7 separate regions of the Homo sapiens genome follow, and regions 1, 3, 4, 5, 6 and 7 are each linked to region 2. The links are chromatin contacts, found by Hi-C or POLR2A ChIA-PET in ENCODE. All regions are on one chromosome and are shown on one strand. The core of a region is the stretch at or near the end of the contact, and the rest is flanking DNA. Distances in the headings are between cores, read along the strand shown. Region 1 holds the start of FLJ39095 (a long non-coding RNA gene). Region 2 holds the start of OPN3 (opsin 3). Region 3 holds the start of LYST (lysosomal trafficking regulator). Region 4 holds the start of PGBD2 (piggyBac transposable element derived 2). Region 5 has its middle 8.3 kb from the start of MIR3916. Region 6 holds the start of ZNF692-DT (ZNF692 divergent transcript). Region 7 holds the start of LGALS8-AS1 (LGALS8 antisense RNA 1).

Region 1 (2,780 bases), core at 115-2,614, 5.5 Mb after region 2:
AGAGAGATGAGCAAGCAGACCAAGGGCTGAGGACACAACACCCTGTAAAGTTTTCACAGGGGGACATCAACCTAAAGACATTTTGGTAATATGCACACTTAGGAAAGATGAAGAGAGGCACAAAGATTTTTTTACAGTAGAGTGTCAGATGGTTTATTCTCCGCTTTCCTCTCATGTAAAATGTTTGTAAACAGAAAAATATTTTGGCCGAGCGCGGTGGCTCACGCCTGTAATCTCAGCGCTTTAGGAGGCCGAGACGGGCGGATCACTTAAGGTCAGGAGTTCGAGACCAACCTAGCCAACATGGCGAAACCCTGTCTCTACCAAAAATACAAAAATTAGCTGGGCGTGGTGGCGGGCGCCTGTAATCCCAACTACTCGGGAGGCTGAGGCAGGAGAATCGCTTGAACCCGGGAGTCAGAGGTTGCAATGAGTGAGACTGCATCATTGCACTCCAGCCTGGCGACAGGGCGAGATTCCGTCTCCAAAAAAAAAAAAAAAAAAAAAAAAAAAGAATATGGTTTGCTTCCTCATTAACCTTATCAAAGCCTCTCATTTACGCCCCTTCTGTGGACCCCAAACCACAAACCATGACTGCGGTACCTGGTTTATGAATCGCCGTTTGCTCAAACACACGGTTTAACGTTTTAACAAAGCCTCGGCTTAATTTTAGGGGAAGAAAGGTGGGACTGGAAGCCCCATGAACCACAGCTCCTCCCATGCTGGAACCCCGCACACCGAGACACCGAGTCGGGGCTCTCCCGCATCACCCTCCCGTGGTCACCACACTACCTGGATAGGGGAGGCGAGGGGTTCCCGACAGGGCTCCGGCCGGCGGAAGTGGCGCCCGCAGGTACAGACAGGATGCAGGGGTTCCGCTGCCCGCCCCGCCCGGCCCGGCCCTGAACAGAAGAGGACTGAGCCCCGGCTACGCCACGGCGACTCGGTCCGCAGGTTCCGGAGCCGATGGCGTGGAGGCCCGAGTCGCGCCACAGCAGGTTTCAACCAGCCCTCTTCTCCACTTCGGGAAGCCAGGCGCAGTCCACTCACCATTCCTCGGCTTCCCGGGTGTCCTGGCGTCAGCTAGGGATGTCCCAATACTCGCAGGTCACAGGGTGGCAGAGGCTGCTGCAGAGCCACCTGGGCCTCCCAGAGCCAAGAACTAGCAGCGGAGACTAACAGGAAGAGCCGGCTCCGGCGAAGGAGAGACAAAGCAACCGCCAGGCAGATCCCGGAAGCCGCCCTCTCCTTTCCGGCGGCGCGCCTGATTGAACGGTCCCCACCCCAGCGCCCCTGATTGGATGGGGCTTCAGGCCCCGCCCCTCAGGCCCTGAGTGACAGGAGATTGCGATCTCACGTGAGGCTGGATGAGGTCAGAATGACCGCTTTTGGCCTAGCGGTTTGTAGGCGGTGCGTCCTTCCTGCGCTGGGATCCGACCATGCAAGAAGGACATTCACATTTAACCTGTATACAAGTTATAGCTATTTGTGCCTTTTATATATATATATATATATAAAATTGGAAGCAATATAATGACAGTTCTGTAACTGCCCAGGGAGTTCACCTTGCCCGCTACCTAGACAGAGCCGATTTCTCAAGACAGGGGAATAGCAATAGAGAAAGAGTAATTCACGCAGTGTCCTCTGTGCGGGAGACCGGAGTTTTTTTATTTTATTTTATTTTTTTGAAACAGAATCTTGCTCTGTCTCCCAGGCTGGAGTGCAGGCTTGGAGTTTTATGATTATTCAAATCAGTCTCCCTGAGCATTTGGGGTAAGAGTATTTAGAACGTTTATTTTGCCAAGGTTGGGGATGCATATGCATGACACAGCCTCAGGATGTCCTTGATGACATGTGCCCAAGGTGGTCAGAGCACAGCTTGGTTTTGTTGGAGAGAAATGCTCGGTGCCGCAAAGTGAAACCAGCACTCAAGCGAAAGTTTTCTCAGCAACGCAATTTACTTCTGCAGAAGCGTGCTGCTCGCATCAATCACGATCGCAAGAGCACACTGAACAGAGGAAAGCAGGGGTTTTTATTCCTAACGCAGTCCCTACCTCTGGCATGGGCTGGGGTCAGACCGCACGATCTAAACTGACCCGGTTGGCTATTTGTGAATATTTTCCCAAATAAGGAAGGGGGAAGGGGGATGTGAGTTACAATGGTGGGACTTGCGGTTTCCAAGGGAGAAATGGGTGCAGAGCAGGTAACCAAGGGAACAGATGTGAGTTATTGATTAGAACTGACGGAAGGTTGTTTACAGTAACTAAGGGCAAGGAGGCATGGAGAACAAGAAAGTTGAGTTCGAAAACAAAAAAACAAGAAAGTTAACATGCCAAACCTTGGAAGAGAAACTGACTGTATCTGACAGCTTTATACATTTTAGGGAAACAGGAGACATCAATCAACATATGTAAGATGAACACTGGTTTGATCCGGGACAACCTGAAGCAAAAGCGGGTCAACTCGAAGCCAGGAGGGGGCTTCCAGGTCACAGGTAGGTGAGAGACAAACGGTTGCATTCTTTTGAGTTTCTGATTAGCCTTTCCAAAGGAGGCAATAAGATATGCATTCATCTCAGTGAGCAGGGGATGACTCTGAATAGAATGGGAGGCAGGTTTGCCCTAAGCAGTTCCCAGATTGACTTTCCCCTTTAGCTTAGTGATCTGGGGGGCTCAAAACATTTTCCTTTCCAATTTCCCCCTTTTCTTTTAAAAATATTTTGGAGAAAGCATTTTAGAAGAAAATCAGTCTCTGGTCCCAGGTTTTGTCCAATCTCTCAT
Region 2 (2,881 bases), core at 133-2,632:
AGGCACACAAAAAAATAATTTCCTTTCTACGCTTCCTTCAATGATTTGCTGAGTTGTTGATCATCCTTCAAAACATCATGTCTCAGTGAAACTTAAATCTTCCATAATAAGAGTACTGTCGAAATACATCTTCAACAATGAAGTTCTACTTTAATGAAATCTACCGATTGCAGAGCTAATTACAGTATTTGTTCACCTGAGATGGTATTGGCTGAGCCATTTGTAATCTCACCCAAGATTCTGGTGTGCTGGAACCCATCTATAAGACGGAAAATAGTAAAAACAGCTTACAGGGCACATGCCAATTTGCATTCTGAGGACCTGAATGAAACTGTCTCATTCCCTAGAAAGCATTCAAAGGTTTACAAGTACTAATGAGAATTTTTTTTTACACATTGTTATTTTGGTTTTCTACTCTCATTTTAGGAAACAAATAGTAGTACATGAATCTAATCTCATCACTCCCTCCAACTTTCACGAGTTAATCACTTTTTTTCTTGAATCTCTTGACTCTACAGGCCCTCGTCTCTTTCCTCAAAGTGTAAAAAGCCGTGGTTTCGTGCCTTGTTGAGTGATCTTAGGAGGTAAAAACAAATAAGAAAGGAGGCGGGCCGGGGTTTGGGGTCAACGTGGGGGGCAGATGAGAGACCACAGGAATGGAGTCCTGGACAGCGTGGGGCGGGAGGGGACGGAGGAAGAGGAAGGCACCCGCCATGCGGCTGGGGTCGGGCAGCGTTGAGGAGGCGAGCGGGGAGCGGGGCGGTGTAGGGCGGGGGGCGCGGGGCCGAGCGGGAAGCGGTGCGGGGCGGGCTGGGGGGCGGACGCACGGAGCGGGCAGCGGGGTGGGGAGTGGAAGTTTGCAGAGGGGAGGCTGCCTTCTCCCAGTCCAACTCACCGAAGAGGCTGCCGCTAAACCCGTCCCACACGCAGCCCACGGTGTCCCACACCCAGCCGTTCCTCAGGCAGGACACGAAGGTAAAGGTGACCCCGAAGAGGGACACCAGCAGGTCGCTGAGGCTGATGTTGACCAGGAGGAGGTGAGTGGGAGTGCGGAGCCGCTGGAACTTGTAGTAGAGGACGAGCACCAGCAGGTTGTTGCCGACGCCCAGCAGCCCAATGGAGCCCAGCAGCAGCGCCAGGCGCTCGTAGGTGCCGGGGCTGAAGAGGGGCGCGGGGCTCAGTGTCCCCGCCGGCGCCGGCCCCTCAGCGCCCGCGGCCCCGCCGCCGTCCCAGTAGCCGTGGCCGCCGCTGCGGTTCCCCGAGTACATGGCCCGGCGCCGGCGCGCCTGGCGGGCGGAGGCGCTCAGCTTGCGGCGGGGCTCGCGGCGCGCTCCGCACTGGGTGGGGTTGGGGCTCCGCCGCCTGCTCTAGCCATTGTGCACTGAGGGGCCCGCGCTACCGCGCGCCGGGCCCGCCCTCTTCCCGCCCCTTCCGCCCGGCGCACCCCCCGTGGCCCCGCCCCTCCCCGCGGCCTGTCCTCGTCGCTCCGCTGCTCCCGGCGCGTCCTCTTAGCCCCGCCCCCCCGCGGGCGCGTCCTCGCGGCTAGCTCGCCCCGCCCCCACTGGCTGGGCACCTTCCGCTGGTCGGCGTGGACGCGCGTCGCGGGATAGCCTGGGGGCCAGGGCCGCAGGGTAGCCTCGATGGCTCTTCACACCCCCACCTCCCTGCACCCACCTTGAAAGCTTCGTGTCCACTCACCCATTCATGCACTCACTTATACATTCATTTATTCCTAAGTATTTATGAGCGCCTGCGCCCACCACGTGCTGGCAAGAATTGGGTTTCTCCCCTTCCTGGGAAGCTGTAATAACCCACAACCAGCCTACGAAGCCCATCCCGCGTCATACACTCAATGTAAACAAAAGCAAAGAAAACATTGAAGAGCTCGGGGTAGTCTTACCGGAAAACTGAGAAGAAAAACAACAAATTGATAGACAGGTGCCTGCCTAACTACCTGACTGCTAGAGGACACATGTCCCAGGGCTGATACAAGAGCCTGCCACCCTTGGAGAGTCTGGGATGAAAACTCTCTGAAAATGGCATTCCAATGGAACTGACTTTAAGCCCTGGGCTGGACCCCAAGGCCTTCCAATACCGTCCTTCCTGTGCTTGAAAGCGTGGGTAGATCTTTCCGGTCACTGAGGCCTGCTAAAGTCCTTCACAGGCAGTGAAAGATTCAACCTAAATCTAGCAGGTATAGGAGGCAGGTGCTATATTTAGAACAGCACACATTTCCCATTGGGCCTCTTCTCCTGTAGTGATGAGAATATAGTACAAGTCAAATATAGGTTGTGAACGTCATCACACTCTGCAAGAGCTGCTTCTGCCTTTGTGGTTGCACAATCCCTAAGGAGGCCCTACAAGAAGATCACAGTCCCCAGCCACACCTGCAGCCTGTCCTGGACACTGGTGACGAACACAGGGTTTGTGCAAGCTAAAGAAACTGCTCTCCATACGGGCGTGCCTCACCTCTGTTTGAAAGATCAGTAGGGAATGACTAGCTTGGATCAATCCACATTCTGAATTCCCTGGAGAGAGGATCTAATAGGCTGGCAGCAGCTCTCCACCCTGGTGCACTGAGCAATAGCTAAGGGGCAGTGTGCTCTGCCTTTGACACCTTGATTTTCCTTCAAGGCTTCTGCTCTGGACTCGCCATCTGTGAGACTTCCTACCCACCCACCCCTTAAAAAACACACACACACTTTTAATTGTTAATTTTAGATTTGTACAACCACTGAACAAAACATAACTATTTAACAAGTTCTATATGTTTAATGTCGAAAGTGTTTTCTGTGTCTAGTCTACAGTAAGTTCTCAATAAATAGTAATTTGAATGAATGAATAAAGAACTCGCTATATTTTTTCCTATTCATTCTTCATT
Region 3 (2,875 bases), core at 278-2,777, 5.8 Mb before region 2:
CACATATTTTATTTGTTTATTATCTGAGGTCCCCACTAGAATATAAGCTCCATGAAGGAGCAGATATTTATGTTTTCTTAGAAAAGTATCTGACACGCAGTAGGTGCTCAATAAATATTTACTAAATACATATATATAATTATATAGTTTGTGAAGTATTTTTATGCAAATTACAGCAATTCATTTTTCCTTATGCCCTCTCTTCTTCAAATTCTCCAATCTTTGTAGTAACAATATGGATGACAGCAAAGAGCTATCAGAAAAAGAGTTGTTGGCCACTTAACAAAGCTCTTTAAAACAGATACCCCATATTAATCAACTACATCTATAAATTGAAAGCTTAAAGTCAACATCTTTATTAGCATAGATGAATCTAGGCGTGGAATTTTAAAATAATAGCGCAGAAGAGCCAAGAATCATCAGGAAGAAAAGTCTAATTCAGTTTGTCCTATCAATCTGTTAAACAAACAATAGGAAAATGCAACCTGCATTTGATCTTCAAGGAAACACTGGCCCAAATTCAACACGAACGCATTCAACACAAGATTCGACTCCCTTAAAATTTTCTATCTGCTTAAAACAAACCCCATTAACTATCAAGTGCCGTCGCTGGGTGTGTATGGTCTGCCGAGCGGATCGGGGATGTTTTGCTATGTTTTGTTTAACCAGATAAGAATTAGCGTTAAGGAAACGTTTCTTAAAGCCTCTGTATCCCCTGGACCATTAAACAACCCCTTCGTTGGGCTTTACACTGTGGTACCGGGGTCTTCTCGGGTAATTTCCCAGCTTATTTAACTCATCAGAAGCGAAGGGGCATCTCAGTCAGGCTCCAGTGATACCGGAGACAGACGGCAGATGTCTCAGGGGATCCCCTGGAAAGAGAGGCTCTCGCCCAGTCAAAGGGTGTCACGGACAGGAGGAAAGAGCGGACCGAGGCGCACGGTGTAGGTGACAGGTGGGCGAGCGCCGCAGGGCAACAGCGCGGGGAGTGACCGGCTGGGTGGTGGCGCGGAAACCGTCAACTCCCATCGTCAACCTGACAGCTTGGGCCCAGCTGGGCTGAGTAGTGCAGCGGCACAGGATCAAAAAATAAAATAAAGGTAGCAACACACCGCCGTCAGCCTGCTCGACCTCGCCCCCCGCGCGCTGCGAAATAAAGTTAGTGCCCAGTGGCCGCTGCAATGGCCCAGAGGGGCCCAGCCGAGCTCCCGCCCGCGGCCCGGCGGCTGTCAAAGGCGGCCCGGCGCCGCGAGAAGTCCCAGAGCCCAGAAGCCAGAGAGGACGCCCCGAGCTGGCGCGTCAGGCCGAGTGCCCTCGCGCCCTCGCGCCCTCAGCCCGGCGGTCCCGGCCCTCAACCCAGGCTGACAGCCACCAGCCCCAAACCGCCTCCCCTCCAGGCCACGCAGAGGGGCCGGGACCCGGAACCTTCTGCCGGCAGCGTCGGCGCCCGGCGGCCGCCTTTACCTGGTTTGTGGCAGCTGCGGCCGCCGCGCACTCCCCCTCTCCCGGAGAACCCCGAGCCGACGCCGCTGCCGCCGCCGCCGCGCACTCCCCACCCCCGCCCGCCCAGGTAACCCAGGAAACCGAGAACACCACCCCCTCCCTCCCCTCGTCCGGACCCAGACCCGCTCGTCTGCGCGTGCGCCCTTGGCTCCGCCTCGCGCGTGTAAGCCCCGCCTCCTCTGGGAGGGCAGCGCCGGCGTCGCAGGCGTGACGCGTGGAACTGCCGAGCCAATAGGGAAGGCAGGGGGGCGGGCCGACCCGCGGGGCTGCAGCCGGGGCCCGGTCTGGGTTTCTCAGCGGTCGGGGGTCGTACCCTGGGTCCGCACCTCCTCCCAGGGCTCTGCGTAGTGGGCTGCGTCAGACCCTGGGGAGTGCGAGCACCGTTTGAGAAGCACCAAACACAAGCGCATCGTCCGCCTCTTCCATTCAACACAGACTGTCAACCTGTCCCATTGTGTAGGTCTAGAGGATGAAGATAGAAGAAATAACGGGAAGGAGTCAGGAGAGGGAGAAAGGGTTACCCACAAGGCACCCCTAGCCTTCCTCTGGGACCTGGAAAAAGCCATATTGTAATGGTTACCGTCGGCTTCTTTCAAGAAACAAAAAGAGCTTTGCAAAGCCACTGCAGAAGTAATTCAGTGCAGTGGTGTATTTTCCAACCGACTCCTGTTCAAACACGGTTTGTATACAGTGCGCACTGTCAGTGTCATATGCCCTAATAGACCAGTCCCTCCAGAGGGTGGGAGCTGTAGGTAAAATCCAGGATGTTTTGGCTGCATCCCCGGCTCTGGGCCCAGCACGCTGCTGGCAGACTGCTGCGGTAGGCAGTTTGGCATTTCAAGGGCCACCCTCCTCACCTCCTAGTCACTGAGACAGCAACGCCAGAGGTACTGGGAAAAAGCCTGAACTGTAATCGTTCGGTAGTTTTCAAGTTCTGCCAAACAATACAAACTATTAATAAGCAGATAATCTACAAATTGACAGGAATTGCTGTAGAATCAACAACTCCCATAATTTTTTGCACAGGAATTATGAAATAGAAATAATTCAGGATATTATGTCCCAAGCCTATATACCAAATGTTACTCCCAATTCCTCAAACTCCCATCTAACCCAATGACAAGCAAAGTGCGTTAAGTTGCCCACTGATGTGGTTTAGAGGGTGCTCTTGGGGAAAATTCCCCACTTTAAAATATGTCTTCTCTGACGTCTGATGTTTAACCATTAGCAGTTCATATCTTTAGGCGAAGATTGCCCACTTCCTCTGGCAGGTAGTCTTTTATTTTTATTTTTTATCTTTTTTTTTTTGAGACAGATTCTCGCTCTGTCGCCCAGGCTGGAGGGCAGTGGCCGGATATCGGCTCACTGAACC
Region 4 (2,700 bases), core at 43-2,542, 7.3 Mb after region 2:
CTGTTCTAACATCACTGCTCAGAGGAGTGATTGTCACAGAGAAGACACTCATTTAACACTTGAATGAATGAATGAGACACAGGATCTGGGGAACAAAGCAAGTTAGAAACACCACCCTACCTTACCTAGAGTAGCACTCCCATTTTCCCATGGCTTATTGCCTGTTTTCTCAATTTGCTCATATGTGGAATGAATGACAAACTAATACGTGCCCTTCACTTCAGAATCTCACAAATGAGCATGATTTTTTTCTTCTGATCCAGGGGTTTTGGAACACACTTTACAGTGACCAAAAAACCTTTGTGAAGTGTCAGTGTGGAGAAGCAAATACAAACTCTTCACTAAGTGGCCCTCTTTTTGAATGTTAACACGGTTTGGTCCCAGGGATTTCTGTGTTCAAAGCCTTTCAGGGCAAGGCAGTTTTCTGCGGAGTACACTGTCCTATATACCTAATGGGCTACTGGGTTTCAGCTGGACAAAGTCCTTATAGAGCCGTGATTCTCAAGAAGTAGGGGGAGATACTTTTATTTGTCATAACTAGAGTGGAGAGAGTGTGGTGTGCTACTGGCATTTAGTTGCTAGGGATGCTCAATATCCTACAATTAAGGTTCTATTTTTACCAAGTAAAAATATAGGTAGGCAAGGTAGCCAGATGAAATACAGGGACTTCCAGTTAAATGTGAATCTTAGATGAACAACACTGTTACCTGAAACTCAAATTTAACTGTATTTTATCCGTGACCCTGCCTCCTATAATGCACAGGACAGCCTCCTTCCCTCTCAACAAAGAATTATCCAGGCCCAAAATGTCAAGAGTGGAGGTTGAGAAACCCTGCCATACAGCAGTGGTTCTCAAGCCCTAGTTTGTACCACAATTACCTTCAGGGTTGGTAAGGCCGATTATTGGGCACACCCTCAGAGTTTCTTACTCAGAAGGCCTGTAGTGGGGTCCCAAGATTTGCATTTCCATCGATTTCCCAGGTGAAGCTGCTGTTAGATTGGGGGCACATTTGAGAACCACTACCCTAGAAAGTCCCCATGCTCTCCTGATTAGGAAGGAGCGAGGAAGGTTTCCAAAGTAGGACAGGGGTGGGAGGGTAAGGGAGAGTGGCGGGAAGAGCTGGCCCGCTGGGGTGGGTTATTTCGGCCGTTCTGGCCTCGCAGGCGTTTTCGGGATCCCTCTAGGCGCCGCGGAGGTCCTGGAGTCTCGATGGTCGCTCGGGCCGGGGCGTGGCCTGGCCCGGGGGCGTGGCATGGAAGGCCGGCCGAGGTGCAGCGAGCCCTCTGGTGCCGGACGTTGCGCGGCCGCGACGCCCGACGCCAACGCAGGCGCAGCGCTCCGATTCGGCGCGGCTCATGGTCCGGTTCGGGCTCGCGAGTCTCCGTCTGGGGTAGGGCAGGTAGGCCTCAGTGTGCTCGCGCTGCAGGCAGGGCTTCGCTTGAGTACAGGAGTGGTTGGCGTTGATGTTGCGTTTTCTCAACGGCGGCATCCGAGGAGTTCGTCCTCACCACTGCGCGCCGACGGTGGGCTGGCGGGACCAGGACAGGAACAATGGGATTCCGAGGGCCGCAAGGGGGCGCTCCTTCTGCGGGTTGGGGTGCGAGGCCGGAGGCCGGGCCGGCTGAGCGGGAGGCGGAGCGGGGTGGGTGGGGACCAGGGCGGGGTCGGGCTAAAGAGGGATGGATTCAGGGCGGGGTGGGAGGGACCAGGGCAGGCTCGGGCGGGGTGGGCGGGACGAAGGAGGCGGGCGGCCTGAGGCTGGCGGCGGGACTGCGAATGCCACGTCACATCCTGGGGCGGGGTGGCTCTGTGCCGGGGCGCGCTGGGGGCGGGTCGTTTTTAACTGCGTCTGCCTGGGAAGCTGCTGAGGTTTCTGAGGGTCTTTGTTTGCCCTTCTTTCTCTTTTGCTAGTGAGGTGAAGAGAAGGGAGGGTTCTTCCGTATCCCACAAAAGCCATTCTGAGCTGTTGGGTGAAGGGGTGGCCTGCCCTTCCACACCTGTGGGATATCTTGTCAGGTGGGAGGAGAGACTGAGAAAAGAAATAAGACACAGAGACAAAGTATAGAGAAACCACAGTGGGCCCAGGGGACCGGCACTCAGCATACCAAGGACTTGCACCAGCACCGGTCTCTGAGTTCCCTCAGTTTTTATTGATTATTGTTTTCATTATCTCAGCAAGAGGAATGCGGTAGGAGAGCAGGGTGATAAGGAGGTCAGCAAAGAAACATGTGAGCAAAAGAATTTATGTCATAAGTTCAAGTGGAGGTACTATGCCTGGATGTGCACGTAGGCCACATTTATGTTTCTCTCTGCCCAAACATTTCAGTGGAATAAAGAATAACAGGGCAGCATTGCTGCCAACATGTCTTGCCTCCTGCCATAGGGCAGTTTTTCTCCTATCTCAGAATTGAACAAATGTACAATCAGGTTTTGTACGGAGACATTCAGTTCCCAGGGGCAGGCAGGACACAGTGGCCTTCATCTATCTCAACTGCAAGAGGCTTTCCTCTTTTACTAATCCACCTCAGCACAGACGGGTGTCGGGCTGGGGGACGGTAAGGTCTTTCTCTTCCCACGAGGCTGTATTTCAGACTATCACATGGGGAGAAACCTTGGACAATACCCGGCTTTCCAGGGCAGAGGTCCCTGTGGCTTTTCATGGTGCATTGCGCCCCTTGTTTATTGAGACTAGAGAATGG
Region 5 (2,867 bases), core at 232-2,731, 5.6 Mb after region 2:
CTTTGAAACTCTACTGTTAAAATGCAATTGACAGTTAATAAAAAACTAAGGTTGAATTAAGTGAAAAAAATGTTTCAAGGTGTAAAACCCAGGAAGTGGCAATGCTGATTGGAACACAGACAAATCTGACTCAAGTGCCAAGTCAGGCCGTCCTATCACTTGGGACCTTCCTCTGTTTCCATACTGCTCACTGACCACCTTCCCGCCTTGCCCAGGAGCCACCACACTGTGCCCCACTGGGTGCCCCAAGTGGCTTGACTTTGCAGATTCTCGCGCCCCCTCACTGCAGTGGGTCTTCCTTGTCCTTTGGAACAGTTTTTCCCCCTTCACAAGTCTGAGAGAATCCAGATGTCAGAAATCATTTCTGTTTTTTCTTCTCAATATCAGCATCCAACTGGCTGACCAGCAATGTGTCCCCAAGGAACAGACGCTGGAGTTGGGTGAAGACAATCTGCATGTCCTAAGGGGTTAGCTTTGTAAATGAAGGGTAGGACCAGCTTCCTCTCAGCCCCAGGGCATCCATCTGCTCCCTTAAGAGGCTCCACCTCCATCACTGAGGCTGTCCTCTGGGAGGAAAGGAACAACGTGCTAATGTTCACTAAACATGCCTTGAGATGGGTCACCCCCAGACAATTATGAAACCCAGGCACAGAAAAAGACTGGAGGGTGGCTGAGGACACATGACCTTGTAAAATTTCCAAAGCAGAACCTCAAACCAAAGACATTCCGATAAGGTGTCTGTGCCTGGGGAAGATAAAAGAAGAGACACAAAGATTTTTTTTAAAGCAGTGTGTCAGGTGATTCTTCTCTGCTCACATAAAATGTTTACAAACAGAAAACAGATGTCTAAAAAAAGTGCCATCCAATGCTCTGTGAAAAAATGATGAAAACACTGTGTGTGAAATGTACAATAAAGGACACACAGGCTGGGGGGACAGGATGGTGGATGTGAGACCGTGCTTGCCACACATTTGGAAACGCAGTGGAAAACCAGTCCCCCTCTGGAGTGTTTAAAATAATTAACTAGCAATCAATTAGACTGAAGTAGCACTAGGACCATCGGTTCCTAAGGAAAAAAATCTAACTGAAATACATGTCTTGTAAATTACTACCTTAGGAAGAAACGATTTTCAGCCTGAACCAACCACAAACCTCCAATTAACCTCTCATTAAATAACCAGGAAATTTCCACCTGGACAGTCCACATAAGGCGACTCCACAACTGTAACTGTAACCAAGTTCTGAATTTGGTTCGCTTCCTTATGCCCCTTACAAAAGCCTTTGCTCCAAGCACCCACAAACCATGACTGGGCGCTCTGCATTGATGAACAGCTCTTTGCTCAAATAATCTCTTTAACGTTTAAACCTTGATTCCCTTTTCATTTTTACCAGGAGAAAGGAGGGCCTGGGACCCCACAGCCCACAGCTCCTCCCACGCAGTGGCTCCTCCTGGGTCGGGGCTCTCCCCCAGGCCCCTGCCGTCGCCACCGCACAGCTGCCAGCGAGGGGACGCGCCGGGCGGAAGTCGAGCGCAGAAGCGGACCGGACGCCGGGTGAGGCTGGCGGCCCAGCCCACATCCTGAGGCCAGGGGAAGCTGAGGGCCGGGCGGGTCCAGCGGGGTCTCGGGTCTGCAGACTCCGGAGGCAGCTGTGGGGAGGCCTGGGGCCGCCACAGCCAGTTCCAGCCCGTTTCCATCAGCCCCCTGCCCACCTCGGGACCCCGCCCACATACTCACCATTTCCCAGCTTCCCGGGTGTCCAGGCTGCTTAGCTATGGATCTCCTGATACCTGCAGGTCAGAGGGCAAGAGGCTGTGGCGGCCACCTGAGCTTCCCCGAGCAAAGCACGCCGAGCACAGAAGACGACCCAGCTGAGGCTGGCAGGAGAGACGAAGGCCCCGCCAGATCCCGGAAGCCGCGCCCTTCTGTCCGGCTGCACGCCCGATTGGACGGTTCCTACGTCAGCGCCCCTGATTGGATAGGGCTCCAGGCCCCGCCCCCTCAGTCCCTGAGTGACGGAGGATGTGATCGGACGCTGGGCTGAGGGCGACAAAGTGACAGGTTCTTGGCTGCAGCCTTTTCATGCAGGGCTTCCTGCTTGCGCTGGGCCTGGCCCAGCCCAGGGGGCATTTTCATTTAACCTTTTGTATAAGGTTATATCCATTTATAAATAATATATATATGTTATTCACAAATGAAAACAATATAATGGCAATGATTTTAACATTTCAGATTTTATGACCTTTCTGGCCTCTGGTAGTTTGATCAGGCAGCCTGAAATTTCAAAAAGGGAGGCAATCCTTTAAGAAATAAAATGTAAGCCACGTGTGAATTTTAAATTTCCTAGTAGCCACCTTTTAAACATTAAAAGTAACAGGTGAAACTGATTGTAATAATTTATTTAACCCAATATATTCAAAATATTATCATTTCAATGTATGATCAATATCTCAATATTCATCAATATATTAATGAACTATATAATTTTCGGTAGTCAATCTGTGAAACTCACTCTGTATTTCACCTTCCCAGCACGTCTCTGTTCAGCCACATTCCAGGCCCTCAGTACTCACACATGGCCAGTGGCTGTCACACTGCCGTGCAGCTCTGAGGGAGGTGAACGGTCTGAACCCTCATTTCCTTCCAGCAGTGAAAGATCGGTCCTCCTTATCAACGTCTCTCCCCAGGCCAAAGGCTGAAGGGACAGGGCCCTAGAGAGAGCAAGGGCTGCAAAAAGAGAGTGTCCACAGGTAGACCATTGCTGCCCCGCCTGCTGTCCATCTTCCTCCCAAAAATCAGACAGTCAAAAAAAGAACAATGGAGCCCCCAGGAGGACCTAATCCCCAGTCTTCAGGTCTTCCACAGCTT
Region 6 (2,803 bases), core at 1-2,500, 7.2 Mb after region 2:
CTGGGCACTCACACATGTAAGGGGCCAGCCCTAAGGGCCGCTATTCGCTGAGACCATGAGGAGGGGAGCAGGACCCTCGGAGGCCACAAGTCACACAGGCCGTCCTGGTAAAGTGAGAAACCTGAGGGTGGAAAAGAGCAGCAGGACAGGCCCTGGAGAGGAGGCTAGGGGCTGCTGCCTGGGTACCCTCCCCCAAGCCCTTCTCCCGGCCCCTAACCGGTCCAACAGGAACTTGGCGAGCTGCGAGTGCAGGGAGAAGCCCAGCCGCTCCTTGAGGAGGCACCACTGCTCCATGTGGCCGCCCAGGCGGATGCGGCACTTGCTGCGGCGCGCGTCCAGCTGCCGCCGCTTCTCCCGCCGCCTGCAGGACACGTCCACCGCCGGGGAGGAAGCCATGTGCACCAGAGGCTGGAGGGTGGAAGGGACGTCTTCAGCGCCCTGCCGATCTCGGGGGTCGGGGACCCGGCTCCACCTGCCGTTAGGGCCTCAGTTTCCTCATCAGTGAACTGGGGCAAGACTAAACTATTTCAATAGCAGTGGCAGGTGTGGAGCCAAACCCCGTCCTTCTATGATACAGGGTGTTGAAGCTCAGCGCTACCATGTGAGTGTCGTCGGGTGGGAGGCAGGCAGACAGAAGCAGTCAGAACAAAGGCCTGCGCCCTCCAGTCCACTGAAGTGGAGCTGTGGGGAAGGGGCGAGAGACTTTCACGGGAAATTTCAACTGGGCTGGGGGCGGTCCACACATTTCATCTTGAATAGGGCAGCGGCCTTTACTGGTTTCTAGGGGAAGGAAAGGTCGTGTCCTGGCGTGCAGCTGGGGGCGCTCTTCATAGTTGGGTCGAGTGGCGGTGAGGCCGTGGTCAGAGGTCTGGAGGGCGCCCCCCATCCACCCCGTCTTGGGCACCCCCACTTAATGCTGACAGTGAGTGGAGCGGACTAATCCCAATGGCAGTTCCCAGGCTGCCCAGAGCCCCCGTCGCGACCCACCCCCACCCCGGCCTTACCTGTGCGCCCCCACGCGCCCTCACCCCCACTGCGCCTGCGCCTGCGCCTCCCGGGCCTAGCGAGCAGGCCCGGAGCTGCTGGAAGACAGGGGCCCACCTCGCGCGCGCAGCGTTTCTCTTTTAAGAAGAAACGGTGCCTCTCGGCGTCGGCTGCTGTAGCCCGGAACTGAGGCCCGCGCCCCAGAGGGAGGGGCGAGTCGGAGGCCGACGCCGTGCGCCTGCGCACTGGGTGCCCCGCGCAACGCCCGCCGGGAATCGTGGTTGCCCGACTCAAGTCGCCCGCGCGTGTCGCGGAGCCCCGCGGCAGTTGTGGTTGGGTGGCTTCTGTGGTGAGCGTCTGCGCTTGGTGACCAAAGGTTTGAGGGAAAGTGGAAGAGACAGGGTCAGGCCTCCTGTGCTCCAACCCCAGCCCACCCGGCCTGTATGGGGACGTTGCCTCTTCACTTGTTCCCGTTTTGTATTCACCTTCGATTTCCCCCTCACAGTTGCCACCCGCAAACATGATGCAGAATCAGTCACTTTGAAAGACCCACAGAGGGTCCAGCTAGAGCCCTCTGTGGACCGCAGAGTCCCACCAGCTACAGCCCACTTCTATTACCATCAGAATTCCTCCTAAAAGTTGCCTGCATTCTCTGTGTACGCTCACTTCCCATCCTCTTCTCTTCAAATGGCTCTGATGGAGCTTTCCTCCCCACCCAGCCACTGCAGTGGCGCTTCACAAGGTCACTTGAGACGGTCATATTGCTACATAGCAGCTGTCAGTTCCGTCCGCCTCTCTGCCCTAGAAAGAGCGCGACTATGTAGCTCTCGTCCTCCTCATCTTTATGGCTCCCTCTACATTTTGGGCCCCAGTTTTACTTCTGTGACTTCATATGCTCCAGGTTTTCCACCCTCCTCACTGGCTCCTTCTATCCTTTTTTTGGATCCATTCCCTCTGTTCTGCCAAAAGATGAAGTGTGCCCTGGCTCAGGCCTTGAACCAGATCTTCTCTCGTCTGCATATGTTCTCCTGGGTGATCTAATTAGTTCCATGGCTTTAAATACACTGATGGCTCCTAGCCTAGCCCTCTTTCAACTCCAGTCATATATCTTACTGCCCGCTTGACTTACATGTGTTAACTGAGCTAACACGTGTAAAGAATGTAGGACAGTGCCTGGCATGTAGAGAGCGCTGACACATGATAGCTGATATTTTCTCCAACATAAATATGGCAAACATATAACAATAACGCCTGTACCCTCCCCCATGCCAGTAAACTATGTCATCATCCACCCACTTGTTCAGAAAAAAGGGAATCAGCCTTGATTCTTTGCCTTTTATGATACCTAAACCATATACATCAGCAAATCTTGTTGGTCCTGTCTCCAAAAATTTATCTTAAATCCAATCACTTCTGACCCTCTCAACTGCTAAAACCCTACTCCAAGCCACTGGTATTAATTTTCTGTAATTGTTGTAACAAATTGTGTTGTGTGTTGTTTTCAGCCACAAACTTGCTCCCTTTACTCAAATTTATTTTCTCACAGTTCTGGAGGCCAAGGCATCAGCAGGGCCACAGGCCATTGTAAGGGCTCTAGGGGAGAATCCTTTCCTTGCTTCTTCTAGCTTCTAATGGTGGCCAGCATTCTCTGACTTGTGGCCACGTCACTCCAATCTCTGTCTCTGAGGTCACATTGCCTCCTTCTGTGTCAAATCTCCCTCTGCTTCTCTCTTACAAGGATGCTTGTGAATGCATTTAGAGTCCATCCTTATAATCCAAATAATCTCTCCATCTCAGTATCCTAAGACAATTTCTTCTG
Region 7 (2,700 bases), core at 13-2,512, 5.1 Mb before region 2:
TTGGAGAAAACACCCACACGCAGGATAACTGGCGAGTGACGCGGAGTGGCTGCGAGTCCAAGTTATCACTAACGGATGGGGAGCTTGGGCTGGGCACAGTCCAGCGTACTGAACCCTTCCCCCACCGTTTCACCTGCATACAGAGGTGTGTACTGTCAAAAAGCAGCGCCTCCAAGTCTCTTCTGGCACTGTCTGGACTTGGATCCGAGGCAGACGAGGAAGCTGAGAAAACCCTGGCGTTGACCCCGTGGACCTGGGCGCCCCGGGAAGGCCAGCGCTTGGTCCAGGCAGGCGGGGCCTGTGCGGTGACCACCCTGGTCCTGAAAAGTCCCAGCCCCGAGCGCCCTCCCTCCTAGACCTGGAGGCCTGGAACAGCCAGGTGGACGTCGGCCCACCTTTCTTTTCTTTCCTTCCCATTTTCCTACCACCTCCCACCCCACTCCGCCTTCCGGGCAAAGGCAGCCAGATCCACCCAGGACACATTCTTTGTCCTTATCCCTCTGTGCTCGTCCCACAGCAAGCCAGTCGCGGTCCAAGGCTCCAGAGGCTGTGCAGGAGGCCGAGCTGGGTGGCGATCAGCGGCGGGTCCCTGTCCAAAACCCAGCAGAGCCGCCAGGGACGCCCCAGACACAGAAGGCGGGGCGCGGGGAGGGTGGGGAGACCACAGCAGTGAGGCGCGCGAGCCGGGAAGTGAACGAGGACTGACTCCTGTCGCTTCCCGTAGCCGCCCACGGACGCCAGAGCCGGGAACCCTGACGGCACTTAGCTGCTGACAAACAACCTGCTCCGTGGAGCGCCTGAAACACCAGTCTTTGGGTGAGTCGCGCGACCCCCGGCCTCGGGTGGCGGGGCAGTCGCTAGAGGCGTGGCTGCTCTGAGGGTCTCGCCAGTGGAGGATGGCATTCGGATGTCACGGCTCCTAAATCACCATTTGATGGGTGGGACAGTGTCCAGTCCACCCCGACCCGCCGGTCCTCACCGCGGCAGAGCCGGGGCTGGGTGGCGGGGACGCTGCCTCTGCAGGCGAGGCGCTCCGGGGCATAAGGGATTATCAGGAGTCGCGGCCTTTCTTGGACATCCCTGGCTGGGGTCAGGCTGTTTGCCCTGGGGTGTCTCCTCGCTGCAAACCCACCCCACCTGGGCTGCTTTCTCACCTGTTCCCTCCTAGCCTGAGGCCGAGCGCCACCTCCAAGTGGAGGAATCTGGGGAAGTTTCCTTCCCGGAATTTGTAGTGACAGTGGAGTGACCTCCATTGCGTTCCCTGCCTCTAACACGCTCTTTAGGATGCCGAGTCATTTGACTGCAGTGTTAAACATTGCAAAGCGCAAGTCATGTGACTTCCTTTGACCGTACGTGAAACTTAAGTGATGGCTGCTTGTGATGCATACGAAGTGTTCATGCTGGCGGGACCTGTCCCTGGGGATACTTCGGGGGTTGCGTGATTTAATGCAAGCAGATGGCTTAAATTGGGTCACTGGCTTGTTATTATACATGTGTATGGCAACTCGGCATCCATTCTTTTTGCTCTTGTTCTTACTTCCTGAATTGAGTCACGGAGCCAGAGTTTTGAGGTTTTGACTAACGAATTAAGTTAATGACATGGGGCTATATTTAGGTGGTAAACCAAGAGGGATACAGTTTTTTTTCTTAATAAAGAAAAAGTGATAGATTTGATCGGTGTGTATTGTTGGTGTGCAGTATAATGACAGAATTGCTGGAAGTAAAATACAGGAAGCTCTGGTTTCATTTCCCCTTTAGTTCTGCTTAAAGTCGAGTTTTTCCTGGAGCTATTAAATGTAGTGTAGTGTCCATGAGTGCTTTTATCTTAAAAAATGTGGCTGATGCTTTCCAACACTCCCCTGCCCTGTGATTATTATTTTTTTAAGCAACAGAGAAAACCGTATCTTAATAGTATTAAAAGTATTGGATTTTTCCCTACTTTGATTTGTTTAAATTGGAGGAGGAAGAGCAATTCTTTCTATTCACAATAATAATAGCTAACATAGCGCTTACTCTTTCGCTGTTTTATTAACTCAATCCTCAGAACAAACCAATGATGTGAATACTGTAATTCTCATTTTATGGAAATGAAAATCTAAATGAATACCTCTGGTAATTGTACGGGACTGTTTGATTAGTATTTACCATTAATTAATTAAATTTTTTTTTTTTTTTGAGATGGAGTCTCGTTCTGTTGCCCAGGCTGGAGTGCAGTGGCACAATCTCGGCTCACTTCAACCTCCGTCTCCCAGGTTCAAGCAATTCTCCTGTCTCAGCCTCCTGAGTAGCTGGGACTACAGGTGCATGCCACTACGTCTGGCTAATTTTTGTATTTTTAGTAGGGATGGGATTTCACCATATTGGTCAGGCTGGTCTCTAACTCCTGAACCTCAGGTGATCCACCCGCCTTGGCCTCCCAAAGTGCTGGGATTACAGGTGTGAGCCACCATGCCTGGCCTATTTTAGTATTTTTAATAATAAATTCCATGTTAGAAATTTTCTACTGATGTATTTTTTAAGTCAATATTTCCTACACTCACAATCCAAAATTATTTAGTATATGAGCACACTGGTAAGAATGGGAGGCAGATCGTTGATTGTAATAATATTCTATTATTTGGTAAATATCAGTAACATAATATATAATTTAAATTTTAAAATAGGATATGAAGAAAAATGCTACATGCTTACTTTTCTTTT

What was found. Hi-C counts contacts between places; a loop is a spot of excess contacts on that map. ChIA-PET counts read pairs that join two places held with the same protein, here RNA polymerase II (POLR2A). Pooled maps may share reads with other maps.
Region 1: a map of gastrocnemius medialis shows a loop between it and region 2 (8-fold over the local background). The contact joins the promoter of FLJ39095 here to the promoter of OPN3 in region 2. A Hi-C loop is called at or near these places in 1 of 168 maps with a recorded cell type or tissue (gastrocnemius medialis) and 7 of 50 pooled maps. POLR2A ChIA-PET finds 5 or more read pairs at or near these places in 1 of 52 experiments (OCI-LY7).
Region 3: a loop to region 2 is called in a pooled map, with 9 times the contacts of the local background. The contact joins the promoter of LYST here to the promoter of OPN3 in region 2. A Hi-C loop is called at or near these places in 2 of 50 pooled maps. POLR2A ChIA-PET finds 5 or more read pairs at or near these places in 2 of 52 experiments (IMR-90 and WTC11).
Region 4: a pooled map shows a loop between it and region 2 (8-fold over the local background). The contact joins the promoter of PGBD2 here to the promoter of OPN3 in region 2. A Hi-C loop is called at or near these places in 2 of 50 pooled maps.
Region 5: a map with no recorded cell type shows a loop between it and region 2 (14-fold over the local background). The contact joins the enhancer-like site here to the promoter of OPN3 in region 2. A Hi-C loop is called at or near these places in 2 of 37 single-sample maps with no recorded cell type and 10 of 50 pooled maps.
Region 6: a pooled map shows a loop between it and region 2 (7-fold over the local background). The contact joins the promoter of ZNF692-DT here to the promoter of OPN3 in region 2. A Hi-C loop is called at or near these places in 2 of 50 pooled maps.
Region 7: a loop to region 2 is called in a pooled map, with 5 times the contacts of the local background. The contact joins the promoter of LGALS8-AS1 here to the promoter of OPN3 in region 2. A Hi-C loop is called at or near these places in 5 of 50 pooled maps. POLR2A ChIA-PET finds 5 or more read pairs at or near these places in 2 of 52 experiments (K562 and T-cell).

What each region holds. Positions count from the first base shown.
Region 1 is chr1:247,103,147-247,105,926 of GRCh38, forward strand. FLJ39095 (a long non-coding RNA gene) reads left to right here and starts at 1,365. Exons shown (of 3, transcript NR_147502.1): 1 at 1,365-2,494. ZNF669 (zinc finger protein 669) reads right to left here and starts at 1,210. Exons shown (of 4, transcript NM_001142572.2): 1 at 1,051-1,210. The coding sequence starts at 1,053. RefSeq lists an enhancer at 1,161-1,455.
Region 2 is chr1:241,638,987-241,641,867 of GRCh38, forward strand. OPN3 (opsin 3) reads right to left here and starts at 1,383. Exons shown (of 4, transcript NM_014322.3): 1 at 896-1,383. The coding sequence starts at 1,268. It overlaps CHML (CHM like Rab escort protein), which reads right to left and starts at 1,383. Exons shown (of 2, transcript NM_001381853.1): 1 at 896-1,383. RefSeq lists enhancers at 510-1,080, 1,081-1,650 and silencers at 753-802, 1,133-1,712.
Region 3 is chr1:235,865,379-235,868,253 of GRCh38, forward strand. It overlaps LYST (lysosomal trafficking regulator), which reads right to left and starts at 1,528. Exons shown (of 53, transcript NM_000081.4): 1 at 1,465-1,528. RefSeq lists enhancers at 586-635, 1,006-1,105 and silencers at 1,226-1,645, 1,696-1,995.
Region 4 is chr1:248,904,943-248,907,642 of GRCh38, forward strand. It overlaps PGBD2 (piggyBac transposable element derived 2), which reads left to right and starts at 1,293. Exons shown (of 3, transcript NM_170725.3): 1 at 1,293-1,400. RefSeq lists enhancers at 923-1,844, 1,369-1,558 and silencers at 1,179-1,238, 1,649-1,738.
Region 5 is chr1:247,208,955-247,211,821 of GRCh38, forward strand. No RefSeq gene overlaps it. Among named protein-coding and RNA genes, the nearest start is that of MIR3916, 8.3 kb to the left of the region's middle. RefSeq lists silencers at 1,495-1,704, 1,845-2,104 and an enhancer at 1,511-2,010. Within about 2 kb of position 1,482, at least 35 of the 41 ENCODE cell types and tissues checked have a DNase peak (open chromatin) inside an H3K27ac peak, as active enhancers do.
Region 6 is chr1:248,857,914-248,860,716 of GRCh38, forward strand. ZNF692-DT (ZNF692 divergent transcript) reads left to right here and starts at 1,251. Exons shown (of 3, transcript NR_186117.1): 1 at 1,251-1,333. It overlaps ZNF692 (zinc finger protein 692), which reads right to left and starts at 1,172. Exons shown (of 12, transcript NM_017865.4): 1 at 1,005-1,172; 2 at 218-408. The coding sequence starts at 396. RefSeq lists enhancers at 1-56, 657-706, 1,507-1,656 and a silencer at 867-1,366.
Region 7 is chr1:236,523,246-236,525,945 of GRCh38, forward strand. It overlaps LGALS8-AS1 (LGALS8 antisense RNA 1), which reads right to left and starts at 1,263. Exons shown (of 1, transcript NR_034040.1): 1 at 1-1,263. LGALS8 (galectin 8) reads left to right here and starts at 737. Exons shown (of 10, transcript NM_201544.4): 1 at 737-816. RefSeq lists a silencer at 1,030-1,079.